2 separate regions of the Homo sapiens genome follow, and region 1 is linked to region 2. A link is a loop called in an ENCODE intact Hi-C map of the cell type or tissue named here. Cell type or tissue: mammary epithelial cell. All regions are shown on one strand. Links, peaks and the distances in the headings refer to the core of each region. The heading gives the core; the rest is flanking DNA. Region 1 has its middle 15 kb from the start of TM2D3. Region 2 overlaps PCSK6 (proprotein convertase subtilisin/kexin type 6).

The links. Peaks named below come from ENCODE experiments on the same cell type or tissue, not always from the same donor. Only the 100,000 strongest peaks of a DNase experiment are listed, where the experiment ranks them.
Region 1: it touches region 2 in a loop (8-fold over the local background); 4 of 110 quality-filtered maps call a loop at or near these places.

The regions. Positions count from the first base shown.
Region 1 is chr15:101,632,417-101,641,355 of GRCh38, reverse strand. It overlaps a transcript of TM2D3 not described here. Among named protein-coding and RNA genes, the nearest start is that of TM2D3, 15 kb to the left of the region's middle. RefSeq lists a silencer at 1-73. In mammary epithelial cell, for the core only: no CTCF peak of the experiment used is centred there; a DNase peak (open chromatin) is centred at 3,555; H3K27ac peaks cover 535 bases.
Region 2 is chr15:101,353,858-101,362,796 of GRCh38, reverse strand. All of the region lies in intron 13 of PCSK6 (proprotein convertase subtilisin/kexin type 6), which reads left to right. Among named protein-coding and RNA genes, the nearest start is that of PCSK6-AS1, 24 kb to the right of the region's middle. RefSeq lists enhancers at 1,806-2,749, 2,750-3,693, 4,638-5,581. In mammary epithelial cell, for the core only: no CTCF peak of the experiment used is centred there; DNase peaks (open chromatin) are centred at 3,026 and 3,666; H3K27ac peaks cover 1,537 bases.

The sequences.
Region 1 (8,939 bases), core at 489-8,488, 280 kb before region 2:
TAGGTGGCGCATCCCCATTACATTTGCTTCCCCATTCTAGTTCCAGAAACAGAAAAAAAAACTGGTTTTGTTTTGTTTTGTTTACGAGGAACTTGTCACAGAGCATGAGCAGTTCTTCAGGATGGGAGTAACCCGGTTTATGTGGACCTTTCTTTCTGAGAGCAAAGACACACTTTTTGTATCCGTTAAACTGTTGATTGAGCAGGTGTTTCTTTAGAAGACGATCTTTTCTTCAAGAAGTAGCCCCTTTGCTAACTATAATAAAAATGTCTCCTGAGTCTCCTTATGTAGCTCTGTGTAGAAGAGAATCTAATACTTCCCTGTTGAGCAACCATGCAAGGTGGAACCAGGGAGTCGGTGGGAAGTTAGTAGGAAGTATGCATTGCCCTTGGTGGAAATAGGTAACAGCATCCTTGATTAACCATTTTTGTGGCTCTGGGGCCTGAATTAGATAATGAAGCTGCAGTGTCTGAGAGTAAAGCTCAAAGATTCAGAATCCATGAAAGGAGGCATAAATGAACTTGTTCCCAAATCCTAAAAAGTTTGCACAAGGGCATAGCCCTTGGAACCTGAAGGATGTAAGCCAGTCAGGAATGCTTCAGATCAAGGACTTTGATAGAGCTGATGGCCTGAGACAGAACTAGCAGGAAATACGAAGAGATTTTCAAATAGTACAAACAAATTTATGAACGATGAACTCATACACAGCCCCAAAAAGAAACTGCAAAGTAAAACTATACTTTCAAAGGGCACTAGGGAGTGTGGGTGCAATCTCTTGTAGCAAATCCCATGGGCCTCTGCTGGCAGCAAAATGCCATGTTGGAGTCTGACCTTCAGGTTCTATTCCTCTGCTGTCTTAGATTTTCAGGATTGCTATAACAATACCATAAACGGCGTGGCTTAACAACAGAAATTTATTTCTTAAGAGTTCTGGAAGCTAGAAAGTCCAAGATGAAGGTGCTGGTAAATTTGGTATCTGGTGAGGGCCTTCTTCCTCATAACATCTTCTCACATCCTCACATGGTAGAGGCAGGGAAGATCTCTCTGGGGCCTCTTCTATAAGGGCACTAATCCCAATCCTGAGAGCTCCACCCTCATGACCTGATCACCTCCCAAAGGTCCCACCTCCTGATACCATCATTACAGTGGTGAGGATTTCCACATGTGAATTTGGGGTGGAAAAGACACAAATACTCAGTCCATCATGTGTGAGCTATGGGCTCTGACCCAGGGATATGATTAGATAGCCATCCTGTTCACACAGGTTGGGAACCATATCAGTCAACCATCCTCTATTGATAGTTCTCTAGACACTCAGAATTTATCACTGCAGCAGGCCATCTGTCATGATTTCCCCTTAAGAATCTCTACCTTGCTTTGTCAGCTCTCTTCCATTTACCCCAGTAATGCCTCACGGGAAGGTGCTGGGTTATTTATGTCTACCCCCTCCATTGTCCCTAGAACAATGCCGTGCACACAGAGGCTCTCATTTATTTGCTGAGTTAATGCCACGGGTGTCCTCAAGGTTTTGAAGGGACTGTGTACAATTCCAGGGACTGGCAGTTGAGGTGGCTGCAAGGAGATAATATATAGAAATTGGCTTCAAGTAAATATTTGTCTGTAACACCATGTTGATCTGATTTCTGCAAATTGCTGAGGAACAACTGGTTTATGGTGCGTATAAAAAGATTTTTTCAAAGATCTTATGCTTCAAGATTTTAAAATGTAAAAATACCTTCTCTATGCCACACAACTTCATTTCTCTGTACTTTTTTTTTAATGCCTTATGCCAGACTTGCATTTATTTTGGGCATATATCATCAGCTACGGAATATGCAAATGATTTTAATTCATCCTGTAAGCAATGAGTGGAAAATGAGCTGTACCTGATGCAGCTTCTCAAATACAACATTGAAAAAGCCTGAAAATGAAGGCACTACATAAGTAGAATATGCATAAAAAGGAAAAAAAAAAACACCCAGGAAAAATGGAGGCAGATTCCTCCGCTCCTGCTCTAAAGCTTCCCCTCTGTTCTGCCCTTTTGGTAGAGTATGAAGTGTCACATGAATGTTAGGGGGTAGACACATTTTTTAAACTTTTATTGTATATACATCGTATGCGTTTCTTTCATGGTAAGAGCACTTAAAATCTACTCTTAGCAAATTTATAATATGATAACTGTAGTGATGCTATGCACTAGACCTATTGGTTAATTTTGTAACCTAGGCAAATTTGATTTAAATTCTTTTAAATGTATTGAAATTGTCTTCCATAAACACAACACTTTTATGCAAAATACGCTTTGATGGAGACACGTGGACATAATTTACTAAGGCTCCACGAAGGCAGGGCTCTGGTTCTCTGCTGTAGCTCAGCTCTGAGAGCCCTGCCGGCCATGCAGCAGGTGCACAGTGACTAGGAGTTTGATGAATGAGTAAGGAGGAATTGCTGGGAGTAAGCTAAACACCTAAAAGTATTGCTGAGAATTTTTAAAGTGGTAGAGTGCAGCTGGATTGCAGCATCTCCCTTCTCAAATACTTAAATGATAAACACACTGTAGGAAAAGCCAGCACCTCCTTCCTGCCCAAAACCAGCAAACAAATGAAAACTCCACAGCGAACAAGCAAAAGGATACAGCCAAATGCCAAAAACGTCAAAAAATTGTGAATACAGGGAAAAAAAATTATTGCTCAGGTGTGTAAGATTACTCCCGCAAATGGCCCTGCTGGCGCAACAAAACTCAGAAAGTCTCACTGGAGGCCAGACGTGGTGGCTCACACCTGCAATCCCAGCACTTTGAGAGTCCGAGGCGGGCAGATCACCTGAGGCTAGGAGTTCGAGACCAGCCTGGCCAACATGGTGAAACCCCCGTCTCTACTAAAAATACAAAACAATTAGGTGGGCGTGGTGGCAGGTGCCTGTAATCCCAGCTACTCAGGAGGCTGAGGCAGGAGAATTGCTTGAACCTGGGAGGCAGAGGCTGCTGTGAGCCGAGATCATACCATTGCACTCCAGCCTGGGCAACAAGAGCGAAACTCTGTCTCCAAAAAAAAAAAAGGTGGGGGGGTCTCACTGGTGAGGAAAAACAGGTTAATTCGGAGAAAGAGAGGTATCTATATCTTTCTCCTGTTACTGCTGGGGGAAGTGAAAAGGGCTGCTGGGAAGAGACCAGTGAGAGAGGGCTCGTGAACAAACAGGAGGGACTCTGATGGGTTCAGGGGTTCCCTGCTGAACCAGATAAAGGATCCAAAGCCTGGGGTGACCCCCAGGGGTCATTGCATCATTCCCTGGGGAGGAAACTTTGATTCAGGACATTTAGAAAATCCTAGTCAAGAAACCAGAGACCAGATATTCTAGCAAAGATATAGTCTCAGCTGAGCTTTTCCCTGCCTCACTCCTAGCTATCAGGGCACGGAATGTAGAATAGAACACAAAATACAACTTGCAAAATGCTCGAAGAGAAAACCAAGGGAATTTGTTCACATATTATGAAGTTGTCCTTTTACATGAGAACAAAATGAAATGACTCACCACCCACTAGAATGACTATAATAAAAGGCATTCTTAACCTGCCTGCGCAACGTAGTTACGCCTGTCTCTAAAAAAAATAAATAAAAATAAGCAGGTGTGCGCCTGTGGTCCCAGCTACTTGGGAAGCTGAGGTGGGAGCGATCTTTGAGCCCAGGAGGTGGAGTTACAGTTAGCTACTGAGGACTAAACTCTGACCTTTTTTCCCTCTTGCCCAAATTCCTATCTAAGGGGCTGGGGAGTTGCACCTTATAAAATCTCAAAGCAGTTTTATTTAACCCTATGTGATGTGGCTTACTTTCCAACCTGACTCTGGCATAACATCACATGACAGATAAATCAAAATATTTTAACCCCAAATATGTTTCTTTGCCATATCTTGAAATGGCCCCGCATAGCTGTCTCTTGGAAAAATCTACATTCTGCAAAGAATCCCCTTCCCTTTCAGGTCTTTTCCCTGACACAGCAGAGAATCAGTCACAAATCTGGCACCTTTTTCAGTCTAAGAAACATTTCCAATCTATTCTCTCTGAAGCTCGCAATCTGGAGGCTTCATCTGCATGATAAGAACCTTGGTCTCCACAATCCCTTATCATAACCCAGACACTCCCCTCTGTTGATTAGAGGTCTTTAGACAATAACACTTTCAACCAATTGCCAATTAGAAAATCCTTGAATCTACCCATGATCTGGAAGCCCCTGCTTCGAGCTGTCCTGCCTTTCCAGATGGAACCAGTCTGCATCTTACATGTATTGACTGGTGTCTTATGTCTCCCTAAAATGTATAAATTCAAGCTGTAGCCGGACCACACCGGGCACATGTTCTTAGGACCTCTTGATACTGTGCCTCACTCATATTTGGTTCGGAATAAATCTCTTCAAATATTTTACAGAGTTGGACTCTTCATCGACACTGTGACCACACCACTGCACTCCAGCCTGAGCCACAGAGCGAGACACTGTCTCTAAAAAATAAAAGAAAAAGAAAACACAATAACAAGTATTGATGAGAATGTGGAGAAATTGGAACCTTCATATATTGCTGGTGGGGATGTAAAGTGATGTAGCTGCCCAGGAAAACAGTCTGGCAATTTGTGAAAATGTTAAACATAGAGTTACCATGTGACTTGGGGAATCTTCTAGGTATACACCCAAGAGAAGTGGAGATATGTTGTGAAAGTTGTCAGCACCAAAATGGGGTCACTTAGGTCAAACCCTAGCAAAATGAATCCGGGAGGCCCTGAAGGAGGAGTACTCACGCACATGTACCTATGATAAGAACTATTACAAGGACTCCCTGGAAACCATAAACACTCCATGTTAAGCTGCTGCTGTGAAGACATCTCCCCAGCAACAGCCAGCGTGACCAATGAGGAGCTATGAGCTTCAACAGTCAAGAGTTTTTGTTTCAAACCAGCTTACATGACTTTCTCCTTTTTGTCTTTATAAAAGTTTGCCTTGACCCCAGCATCTTTGGGTGTTTCTTGGTTCATTGTGGCATGGGTATCTTGGATTGCAATCCCCCACCAATCCCAGATAAACTCCTTTGGAGAGCCTATCTGTCTATTGTTATTTTAGGTTTTAGGACATACACTAAAAAACTCGTTTACAGCACCATTATTCATAGTAAAAAAGTGGAAACAACCCAAATGTCCCACTGATGAATAATACATAAACAAAATGTAGTTCATTCATATAATGGAATACTATTTCATCACATAAAGGAATGAAGTACTGATACACACCATAAGGTGAATAAACCTCAAAAACACGGTGCTAAGGGAAGAAAGCCAGTTACACTTTAAGCTGGTAACCTTTACAGCATATAAATTACTTCTTAATAAAGCGGTCTTAAAAAAAAAGAAACGGCTCAGTAACCACACATACATATGATAGAAGGGGAACGAGAGAACCCAGATGAAAGGAAAGACAGGAAGAAACACAGTCTGCGAAAGAAAGATGAAGAGTTCATCTTGAGGAAAATATAATCCAAGAAACACAGGAAAAGCCCCTGCGAAAACTCTGTACTATAGAACACTTAAGCGTATTTCTTCATTCAGCGAAAGTACTGAGCCCCTATGTGGCATGCACCCTCCTGAGCCCTGGGGATTTAGCACTAAGCTAAGTTCTTCCTTTCATGAAGCATGTCATATTCTTGTGCACAAAAATATAAGCACAAAGAGATGATTCCACTGAACCCCCGCCCCTCCCCATCAAGCAGGGAACGTTGATTTGTCCACACTGGAATAGATGCTTACTTTGAACACGGATTCGCCTTCTCTAGCTTTATTCACTGTTTCACACAAGATTGCTTCTGATCAAAGAATTTATTTCACAGTAAAAGAAATGTGGCACCAAAAGTGAGTTCATGCTGAGAAAGTGGAAAATGGCCCTGATAGTAGCCAGGCTGTGATTTTAATCACTAAATATAAAAAATGCTCACAGATTGCAAACAGTATTCCTTTTTTCTCCCTAGTTTCTTAAGGTAGATGCTTGGGTCACTAATTTGAGACATTTCTCCTTTTCTAATATAAGTATTATAAGTAATGCTATAAATTTCCGTCTGAACTTTGAGAACATTTCACAAATTCTATTATGTATAATTTAAAATATTTTATAATTTCACTTTTGAATTCCTTTTGGTCAAAAGATTTATATTATTATTATTGAGACAGGGTCTTGCTCTGTCACCCAAGCTGGAGTGCAGAGGCACGATCTCAGTTCACTGCAATCTCCACCTCCCAGGCTCAAGAGATTCTCCCACCTTAGCCTCCCGGGTAGCTGGGACCACAGGTCTGCATCACCATGGTGGGCTAATTTTTAAATTTTTTTCTAGAGGTAGGGTCCCACTATGTTGCCCAGGCTTGTCTTGAACCCTTGGGCTCAAGTGAGCCTCCTGCCTTGGCCTCCCAAACTGCTGGGATTACAGGCATAAGCCACTGCACCTGGCCCAAAAGATAATTTTTAAATAAAGCATTTAAAGATAATTGTTTAAATGAGTTATTGGTCTTAAAAATGTCCTCAAAGACATTTTCAAGATATATTTTTGTACTTAGTTTGTAGCTGGTTTTCACTGTGGTAAGAGAATAAAATTTGTATTATTTTAGTTATTTTAAATTTGTTGATTTGCTTTATGGCTCACATACGGTCTATCATGCTGAATGTTACATGTGCACTTGAAAATAATGTGTATTCCACTGGTCCAGGTCATGTGTTTTATCAGTGACGATTAGGTCAATTTGCTTGATAGTATTTTTCAGCATTTTTCTATCTTTGCCAATATTCCGTGTTCTTATTCTGTCAATTACTGACAGAGAAATGTTGCAGTCTCCAACTCTAATGGTGGCTTTCTGTATTTCTCTTTTCAGTTTTTTGTTTGTTTGTTTGTTTGTTTGAGATGGAGTCTTGCTCTGTCGCCCAGGCTGGAGTGCAGTGCTGCGATCTCGGCTCACTGCAACCTCCACCTCCCAGGCTCAAGCAATTCTCCTGCCTCAGCCTCCTGAGTAGCTGGGATTACAGGCATGCACCACCACACCTGGCTAATTTTTGTATTTTTAGTAGAGACGGTGTTTTGCCATGTTAGCCAGGCTGGTCTTGAACTCCTGGCCTCAAGTAATCCACCTGCTTCGGCCTCCCAAAGTGCTGGGATTACAGGCATGAGTCCCCATGCCTGGCCCAGACTGGACATTTCTATTGATATGCTTTTGAGTTCATCGATTTTTCGTTCCTCTATCATCTCTTGTCCACTACTGAGGCAGCCCAGTGAGTTTTTAATTTCAATTATTATATTTTTTGTTACATAATTTCCCTTGGTACCTTTTTATATCTTCTATTTATTTTCTACTTTCTATTTGTATTAAGAGTGTTAGTAATTGCTCAGTGAGGCATTTTCATGATAGTTGCTTTAAAATTCTTGTCAGGTAATCCCAATGTCTGAGTCTTCTCAACGCTGGCACCTTTTGATCATCTCTTCTCAATCAAGTTGTGAATGTCCTGGTTCTTGGTATATGGATTTTTTATTGTCTCCTGGACATGTTGGATATTATGTCATAAGAACTAATTGTTTTTTCTTTTAAATTCTTCTTCTTTTTGGGTATAGTCTGCAGGCCCAGGTGGGGCTTCATGTTCAGCTCACTGTTGGACTTCATTGACATCACCCTGAAAAAGGTGGATTTTTGAGGAGCGTGAGAAGAAGAGCATGAGAAGTGCTGAATTACACTGTGTTGTTGCAGATGAGCGTCCCTAACCACAGCAGTCCTTGAAGAAGAAAGATGGTCTGATAGGAACTGCTTATTCAGGAACACATTGCAAAATCTGTGGGTGTCCTTCGGGATCTGAGGGCCTCACTCCTACAACTGCAAGGAATTGAATTCTTCTAACAGTGTGATGAGGTTGGAAGAAGACTCCAAGATCCAGAAAGGAACACAGTCCCACCAACACCTGTGTTGTAACCTGGTGACACCCTGAAACAGAGAATCCAGCTAAGCGATGCCCAAAATATTCATCCACAACGTGTTGTTTTAAGCTTCCAAGTTTCTAGTAATTTGTTATAAAGCAATAGAAAAGTAATATATCCTTTCCGAGGCTCATCTTCATTCCAAACGTTCCACATTTCCTTCTGTTATCATTTATTTTCTGTCGGAATTACTTCCTCCAGCAAAAAAATTTTTAAGGCAGTTCTGCTGGTAACAAATTTTCTTAGATTTTCTTCATCTGAGAATATCTTTATTTCACCCTCATACTTGAAAGTTAGTTTTGCCAAACATAGAATTCTGGGTGACAGTTTTTCTTTTTCTTTCAGCACTTGAAAAGTCTTATGACACGTCCTTCTGGCCTTCATGATTTCTGCTGAAAAATATGCTGTCATTTGAATAGTTTTAATGCTGTAGGTAATAATTGTTTTCTGGCTGTTTCTAAAAGTTTTAAATTTGTCTTTAGTTTTCAGATGTTTTATTGTTATGTATTTGGGCATGGATTTATTTGGATTTATCCTGCTTGGAGTTTGCTCAATCTCTTAAATTTGTCAACTTATGTCTTTTGCCCAATTTGGGAAATTTTCAATCATTTTTTCTTCAGATATTTTTGGGCACCACACTCTCTTTTCCATTGAGTCTCTGATCACATTAATTTTAGATTGTTATCGTCCCACGTGTTTGTGAGATTCTATTCATTTTAAAGTCTTATTTTCTCCTTATTTAGGATAATTTATATTGATCTAGCCTCAGATTCATTGTTTCTAATGTTGTCTCCACCTGCTATTCAACCCATTCAGTGACAGCTTCTTTTTATTCACATATTTTATTTTTCAGTTCTAAATTTTGTGGTAAGTTTTCTTTTTTTTTTTTAAGAAAATTTTTTTTTTATTATACTTTAAGTTTTAGGGTACATTTGCACCTTGTGCAGGTTAGTTA
Region 2 (8,939 bases), core at 218-8,217:
GCTCTAACTCTTACAAATACCTGTGACCTTGGCAAGTCACTTAGCTTTTCTAGGCCTTGGTCTTCTTATCTAGAAAATGGGGATAGTACGCAAGTTACTGGGTTGCGGTGGGATGAAATCAGGTAAGACAGGCTGGATACCGAGAGCAGGGCCCGGCACACAGCGACGTTGGCAGCTCACCCCCTCTAGAAGTGCCCTCTTGCACAGCTGCAGTGATGCCACACCTGGGGGCCCTCTCCACCTCACAGGCTGCCCCTTGTGCATCTCGTTGGCTGATCCTCTCGCACATACCCCTGCACGCACTCCTGGGTCCTCTGCTCTTTGTTCCCATCCAGGGATCTCATCCAGCCCCGTGACACTGAGCACCTTGTACCTGCTGGTGGTGCCCAAAGCTGCCTCTCCCTGCCCTCTTGCACCCAGACCTGCTCTGCAGCAGCCTCCTGCTTCTGGGCATGGGTCTAACTGGCTCTGAGCTTGTGCACCTTAGACAAACTCCCAAACTGCCTCTTTCTTGCTTTCCACATTAATGTAAATAGCTTTGGGCTGGGCATGGTGGCTCATGCCTGTAATTCCAGCACTTTGGGAGGCCGAGGCGGGTGAATCACAAGGTCAGGAGATCGAGACCATCCTGGCCAACATGGTGAAACCCCATCTCTACTAACAATACAAAAAGTTAACCAGGCATGGTGGCGGGCACCTGTAGTCCCAGCTACTTGGGAGGCTGAGGGAAGAGAATGGTGTGAACCTGGGAGGTGGAGCTTGCAGTGAGCTGAGATTGCGCCACTGCACTCCAGCCTGGATGATAGAGCAAGACTCCAACTCAAAAAAAAAAAAAAAAAAGCTTCACCTTGCACTCCATTGCTTGGCCAAATCCCAGGAGTGAACCTTTAATTCTTCTTTGTCTCCTTCACCATCTGCTTCCAGAATATATCTCAGTCTGCCCACTGCCTCAGTTCAGTCCCCTATAGTGTCTTACCTCCTCATTCCACTGGCCCCCCTGCCTCAACCCCTACTGGCTAGAGCCACTCTCCACCCAGCATCCAATGATCCTTTTAAAATATAATTCAGAAAATGATGCACCCCTGCTAACTTTAATGACCTCCCACAGCTCTTAGAGCAAAACCCAAATCTCTTAGCCTGACCTGCACATCCTGCTAGCACCTCTCCACCGTGAATCATTTCCTGCGCCTCATCATTGACCTCCGTTCTGTTCCCCTAACATGCCTGGTCTTACCTCCATGGGGCCTTGGCACGTGCTGCTCCCTCCTTGGGGACAGCTGTCCCTAGGGCTTCCCATGGCTGCAGCTCAGACCTGGCCTCATGGAGGGGTCTTATCTGAATGCCTGTGGTGGATGTCCTACCCACTCTCCCACCTTACACTCCTACAGAAACATAAAGGCAGGGGATGAGAATGGGGAGGAATAAAAATTTGCTGAGATTCTGATTCCACATTTAGTGGGAGGGGTGATGGATTATGTCTTACTCTTAGCACTGATAGAGACATATAAACTCAAATATCTTCCTATAATAGAGAGATAATCAAGATTTAAAACAGGATGCCAACCTTCCAGATCACTAGAGGGAAATAAGAGTGAAGAGAAATTGATCAATATGCCAAAAAAAAAAAAAAAAGAGAGAGAAAGAACTATAGGCAAATTTGAATAGGGATACGGAAGTCTTAAATAAAACATTAGGAAGTGGAATTCATCAGTTTATTCAAAGAATACTCCCCTCCAAGAACACAGCCTTCACTCAACAGATACTTATTGAGCATTTACCAAGTTCTAAGCACTGGGGATGCACTGGTGAACAAAACAGATGCTAAGCTTACATTCTGGAAGGCAGAGGAGGCCGTGAAACAAGATTACCAGGCAGGAAGCTGTTGTCCATTAGATGATGAGAAGCTCTAAGGAGAAAAATGAAGCAGGGCAGGGTGACAAGGGCATTTCAGGGTGTACCGGGAAGGCCTCAGGGAAGGGACATTTGAGTAAAGCTCAAAGAAGATGAGGGGGTGAGCTCTGCAGACATCTGGGAAAAGGGCATTCCAAGCAAAGCGTTCAGGGGATGCTGAGGCCCCCGGGCAGGAGTGTGCCTGGTGTGTTCCAGGGGATGCTAAGGCCCCCGGGCAGGAGTGTGCCTGGTGTGTTCCAGGGGATGCTAAGGCCCCTGGGCAGGAGTGTGCCTGGTGTGTTCCAGGGGATGCTAAGGCCCCCGGGCAGGAGTGTGCCTGGTGTGTTCCAGGGGATGCTAAGGCCCCCGGGCAGGAGTGTGTCTGGTGTGTTCCAGGGGATGCTAAGGCCCCCGGGCAGGAGTGTGTCTGGTGTGTTCCAGGCACAGCAGAGAGGCCCCCGAGGCTGCAGGGGGCAGTGGGAAGAGGAGCAGAATAGGACAGGACCAGGCATTGAGAGCATAGGGACCAGATCGCACTGGGCTTTGTCAGCCCTCACAGGGACTTGGTTGGAAGTCACTGAGAGATTTTAGGCAGAGGACAGAGGTGATCTGAACTTCTGTGTTAATAGGCTGACAGCTGGTCAGAATAGACGGAAGTGAGGGTGGGAGAGGAACAAAGGCGGGGAAGCCAGTTAGAAGGTCATTGCAATATCAGGTGAAGGTGACTCCGACGGGGCAGCATCAGTGGAGTGTATGAAGCAGTCAGATTCTGAAAGCAGGGTCGAGAGATGTGTAGATGGATCAGATGTGGGCTGTGAGAGGAGAGAGGGGGCATGGATGACTTCAGAGTTTTTGTCCTGCACAGTAGAAGAATGGAGTCCTAGTTTCCTAGATCTGGAACATTGCAGGGGGGGAAGATGCTGGAGAGAAGATCAGGAGCTTGGATTTGGGTGGGTTAAATCAAAGATACTTACACAAGTCCAGGCAGAGATATGTACCTGGAGGTGAGAGGGAAGACTGAGCTAGAAATCCAAATTCGGATTAGGTATATTAAGTATCGTCAGCCTTTCAAGCTGTATGAGCAATGGAAGGAGATCTGTTTATATAACAGTGATTCACACGTTTGGAGCCTGTTGCGTGTGGGTGCTGAGCGAGCTTTAGGCTTGCAGTGGTGCACAGCACGGAACCGCATGCCCTGCACACCTGTGCACCTGCCACACTGCTTCCTGCCCAGCCAGATGCTGCCATATCAGCTCCCTGCTTGCTGCCTGCATGGCACTCAGCAGCTCTGGCCTTGGCCTTAGCACTGATGGGCTTGCCATCTGCAGCCTTCCTTCCTTCCGGTCCTGCTGTGCCCTGAGAGCCTCCTGCTGCATGGTGTATGATAGGTGCCCAATAGGTGTTGGCGGATTAATTAGTCCAGTTGGAACCCTCTGTAACCACCACATGACCAGATGCTCTGTGTGCTACAGAGGACACAGGATTAGTGGATACAAGAAATACTTCCTGAGGGTAGCCCCAAATGAAGTCTTGACACAGGTCGATCTCCACCCCTCAGCGTGGGTAGAAACTGGATCTTTGCTTTCAGAAGGTTGAGACGGGTGCAGAATAAACACCTTGTGGTACCTTCCAGCTCTGACCTTCTAGGGCCTACTGGAATTTGGGGGGCGGGGACACATTCTCCAGTGTCATCACAGAGAGTATGCACATTCCTGCAAGGGCGTCTGGAGTCAGTTCATTCCATGCAAGCTTTACCCTGTAGACAACTGCCACTCCTGAATGTGGTCCAGAAACAGCAAGTACAGGCATGCGTCCTGCCACAGCTGACGCACGGCAAGCCCTCCCTGCTGTGTGTGGGGAGGACGGGCGCCTTCCTGTCACCCACAGGCTCTGTGCATCCTCCCCAAGCACAGTGAGAGCTAGCCTGGGAGCCTGGGTCCCACCAGCATCTCTCCACAGTGGAAATCCATGTGGCCCTCACATGGGACACTGCAGTTGCAACTGAGTCTCCCCAACCTGCCCTGCTCACTTCATTCCAGGGCCAGCCTCTGAGCTTGTTGTTCAGCATGGCGGCTGGATCCTCCCAGGGTGAGGGAAGGGAGTGATGGAGTGAAGCCAAAAGGGGTCAGAGGGGCTCAAACAAAGGCCAAGCGGCCCTTTCCAGGTTGGCGTATGGGCCCAGTGCTTTTGAGGTTGATCCAGGATAAGCCCTCTTCAGCCTCCAGATGAATGGTACCTCTTCCGGCTGTTCCTGAAATGTCAAAATGGGAGGTCTGCGTATCCTAACAGACATGTCTCCGATGCATTTTGCAGAGGTCCTGCCATGTGCCAGATGCTATGCCAGTGCTCGGGCACAGAGAGGCTCCAAGACACAGTTCCTGCCCCTGAGGAGCCCACAGGCTAGTTGGGAACATTTCGGATTTCAGGAACCAATAGTACCATGCACAAGGGCCCAAGGGCCACCAGTGACCCAGAGGAGTGCCCCAAGTTCAGTGGAGCAAACAGGGATTTCCGGCTGAAAGAAACAAGGAAGGGCTTGTGAGGAAGGGTCTGCCTAAGGCCAGATTCTCAGGAGTTCCCCAGTGTCACTTTGTTTTTTTTTATCTTAGTAGCATAGAAAATACAGGCCATTAGGAGATGGCGACTGCCCCAAGGGTACGGCTGTCCTTTTGTAGAATGAAGTGCCAGGCATTGCCCACATATGACCTGCCTTACTCCGCCTACCCCCAGGGGTGAGACTTCTCAGGGCTGGCCTTGCTCCCCAGGCCCTGGGAGGGACCACAGAGGGGCTCAGCAGTGACGAGCCAGGCTTCCCCACCCGATCCACTGGGCAAGCGACGGGGATGTCAGGCCGAGACAGTCCTCAGCGATGACCTGCCCTAACTCCCCTCCTTCCAGGGGCAGGTCTGGGCCCTTCCATGAGTGCAGAGCAGAGGTGGGAGCTTCCTGGCCAGGCCGACATAAGGAAAGGGCCTGCTGCCTCTGGGAGGATGCTCTGGTGCCCACAGAAGGCGTCAGTGTGGATGGGGGCCTGCAGTGGACGGGCATTGAGGTGTGGAGGAGAGTCTGAGAAGATCTCTATCAACCACCAGAGAGCCAGGAAGCACCCCCTAGGAGGAAGGGTGAAAATCCGTGTCTACCCAGAGCTCACCAAGGCACTGGTTATGCTGTGCCCAAAGACCCGGGACCCAACGTAGGCATTGTTCGCAATAAGACCTACCCCCAGAGCATGCCTGTGAGGCCACGCCAGGTGGGCAGGACGGCCGCTGGCCGAGGCTTCTCATCAGTGCATGGGTGGAGAGGGAAGCCCAGCCTGCCTGCACGCTATGACGCTATTGTGTACACAGGGAGGCAGGACCAGCCCCAGCACTGAATGTTCAGGTCAAGCTGATAGTGCCTGTTGGGGACCTCAGCCTGGGAAGGTGACAGAGAAGACCTAGGTTGCCCTCTAGCTCCAGGATTCAGAGCTCTAGAGGCCGGGAAAATGCAGGGCTGGTCAGCCAGGAAAATGCAGGTCTGGTCAGCATCGTCAGCATCGAGTCAGCTGCCTGTCAGCCTCGTCGATGCCGAGGTATGAACTGATCTCAAATGGGCAGGATCTTCCACTCCCTGGTTGTCTGGTGAGGGTGGCCTGTGAGTGCACAGTCACCACCAGCCTCAGTGCCAGGCACAGTGCAGCACACACACACGCGTAGACCAGAAAAGCAGGCAGTCCTCACTTCTCTACAGGCATTCCAAGAACCTGTGCTTGGGGCAGGGTGCTTCGTTTCTGTGGTGTTCATTTCAATCTCCTGCAAATCTCTGCAAGTTAATTGCTTTAAAAGAAAATGAAAAGAAAAAAACTGCTCCAATGGTGTTCTGTGTAAAAGTGCTTTAAAATCTATGCTAAGACCCAGGATTTATGAAGTAATTAAGTGATCTGACTGATGCGCTAGCTCCAATAATACCTCCTGTCAGATTGAACGTGGCTTAGGTAATTAGTTTTAAAGCCATTTTTAAAGGTTGAGTAGCACATCAGTCATCCATTTTCCTCTTCAGTTCCCAGGCCAAGGATCTGGGTCCTCCCAGGATCACTCTCTTCCAGGAGGCAATTTAGGAATGGAATCGAGTGTGAATCCTGCTTTGCAGTCTTGCAGCATTTGCAGATACTAACAGCTCTTCATTTATTCCTGCACACCTATATTATTTATTTATTTATTTATTTATTTATTTATTTATTTATTTATTTTGAGACAGTCTCGCTCTGTTGCCCAGGCTGGAGTGCAACGGCGCAATCTCGGCTCACTGCAACCTCTGCCTCCCAGGTTTAAGCGATTCTTCTGCCTCAGCCTCCCAAGTAGCTGGGATTACAGGCATCTGCCACCACATCTGGCTAATTTTTTTTTTTTTTTTTTTTTTTTTGTAGTTTTAGTAGAGACAGGGTTTTGCCATGTTGGCCGGGCTGGTCTTGAACTCCTGACCTCAGGTGATCTGCCCACCTCGGCCTCCGAAAGTGCTGCAATTACAGGGTGAGCCACTGCACCCAGCCCAGCACACCTTTATTGAACTCTACTTAGCTCCAGATTTGGGAACACTAGGACCTTGCCCCTGCAGTGCACAGTGTGGGTGTGGAAGAGGGGGCAGCTTCCACCGTGGGTGAGCTTGCTACTCCAGCCGTTACGCACAGAGCCTGCAAGGCTACGAACGGAGCTGGCAACGGTGCAGGCAGAGCTGGGGCGATGGCTCGTCCTGCAGAACATCTGTCGGAGAAGTTTGGCTGCATTTAAGAGAGTTGCCATCCAAAATGCCCGAGATTTTAAGTTTGGACCCAGAATGCAGAAAGTGTCTATTCTCTGAGAAACATGTATGCTTCATTCTCCCACGTCAGACATCAGACAGGCCTGGGGTTGGATCCTCCTGCCTCCGCTTTTCCTGTCTCTCTGGCCTCTGCGCTGGGTCTCCTCTCCTGTAAGATAGGGCTGTGCAGAAGTGAGACCCAGACCAAGTCACTGAAGAGAGGAGCCTTCCCAGCCCGCCCTTCTTGCCTCGGAGCCTACGTTGGTGGTTGCACCTGAACGACAAGGCAGAGCCTGTGCACCTGCCAAGGTCAGGCCAGCCTCCCCACCCAGGGCCACATCCCGCTCGGCACCCTCAGGTGCAGGAAGGTCCCTGCACCTCCTCATGACCTGGGGCCCCCATGGGCATGCCGGATGCATGCAAAGTGCTCTGCAGGAATCGAGCTTGGCTTTGTCAGCACTAAGGGGCATCTGCATGGTGTTCTCCTGTTCATGCAGCACACACTTACCTTGTCTGCACACCTGCCCCATGCCGGGTCTGCTGGGTAGGCATGGGTGTGAGGGGTGTTTCCTTGTTCTTCACTTCTTCCACCCCAAGAGCCCAGCTGAGTGTGCCCTGCAGGCAGTTTGACCAGGGCTATGTACAGGGCCCAAACTTTACTGAGTTGGCCTAGCCCTCCCTTTGTAACCAGGAGCCTACCTAAGGTGCTGGGGCACCTCCCACAGTCTTCCCCTGCCAGGGAGAATTGTGAGACATCAATGTCTAAATAGAAAAAATAATCAGGCATGCTTTCCAATCTTCTCTCTATAATTGACACCATGTATCTTATTTCATGGTTCCAAAGGGTTTTACGTACTTGGTATTCACATAGTAATAAATAGACTGTCTGAGACAATTGATGGCACTTTAAAAAATCCTGTGTCACTCTTGAACTCTGAGAATTCACTTTCTCCCTGATTAAAATTTCTTTTTTCTCTGATCTTTCATCTGTTTCCAAAAGAGCAGCAACCCACATGTGCTGTGTTTTTCCAGATTATTTCAACAGCATTATTTCCAGATTCCCACCAATCTAGGAAAGAAGTCCAATTTATCAAAAGAACGAGAGAGGAATAGGATGATGATTAGCACCTACGTGTTCTCCAGCAGGCACTGGGTGCTATTTTATCTCGCTGTTACAAATCAGTATAGAATCAGGGTAGATGATAATAAGGAATTAAAGTTTCAGGAAAAGTTATTCTTGCTAGTGATGCATATCATGGTATTTACAAATGAAGACATGACCACGATGCCTATGATTTGTGCTTTAAACTATTCCAGAGGGTGGGGGTGAGGAGTGGGAGAGTAGGAAGAGGGTGGGCGAAACCAGATTGAGAAAAGGTTGGGGATTCTTGGGACTGTGTGATGGGGCACGGGGACTCATTGTACTGTTTTCTCCATTTTATGTTTATTTGAGAATTTCCATTACGTGAAGAGTTTTTAAAAGCACATGTATGGGAAACATTTCTTCCGAAGAGGTCAGAATGCAAGACTGTCTGAGAGATTTACATGGCACAAGTAAATTTAACGATGTAAAGATTTCATTGCTTTACAGCAAATACACTTCAGTTCTTCACTTGTGAGGAGTAAATGCTCAATGTGCCGTGGGACACGTAGAGACAGGGATTTTACACTTTGTTTAAAGTGTAAAAAGACACGTAGTTTCTTTTACGTTTGACTGAAGGTGCTCTAGACAGTTACTGGACGTGTGTATGGGAGTGTGTGCTTGGGTGTATATATGTGTGCATGTGTGAGGGAGAGTATTGTGTATAAGTATGTATGTGTGTATGTGGGCTTGTATGTATCTGTGTGTCCATGTGCATGTCTATGTGGATATGTATGTGTGTATATGTGGGCATTAGGTATATGTGTATACTTGTACATGTATCTGTGTGTGTGTGCATGTGGATATGTGGGTGTGTGTATGTGTGTGGTGCATATTGGCTTATGCTTCCTTTTCAAGACCCAGTGTAACACAAGGCTGAGCTCTAGAGCGGCCTGCTTCTCAGATCCATCTTCCACCACTGGTCATTGCGGACCTCGGCAGGCCATTTCCATGCTCCGAGCCTCCAACCTGTCCTCTGCCCAGGGATGGTGGGAGGATTAAACGAAACAGTGCCCGAGAAGTGCTGAGCCTTACCAGCATGAACATGATTCTCTTATTGTGAGTGTTTAGATTCTCCTTTTGTGGAAGAGGGAGCTGAGTCCAAGCTCCTCCACCCAGAGCCTGACTGAGC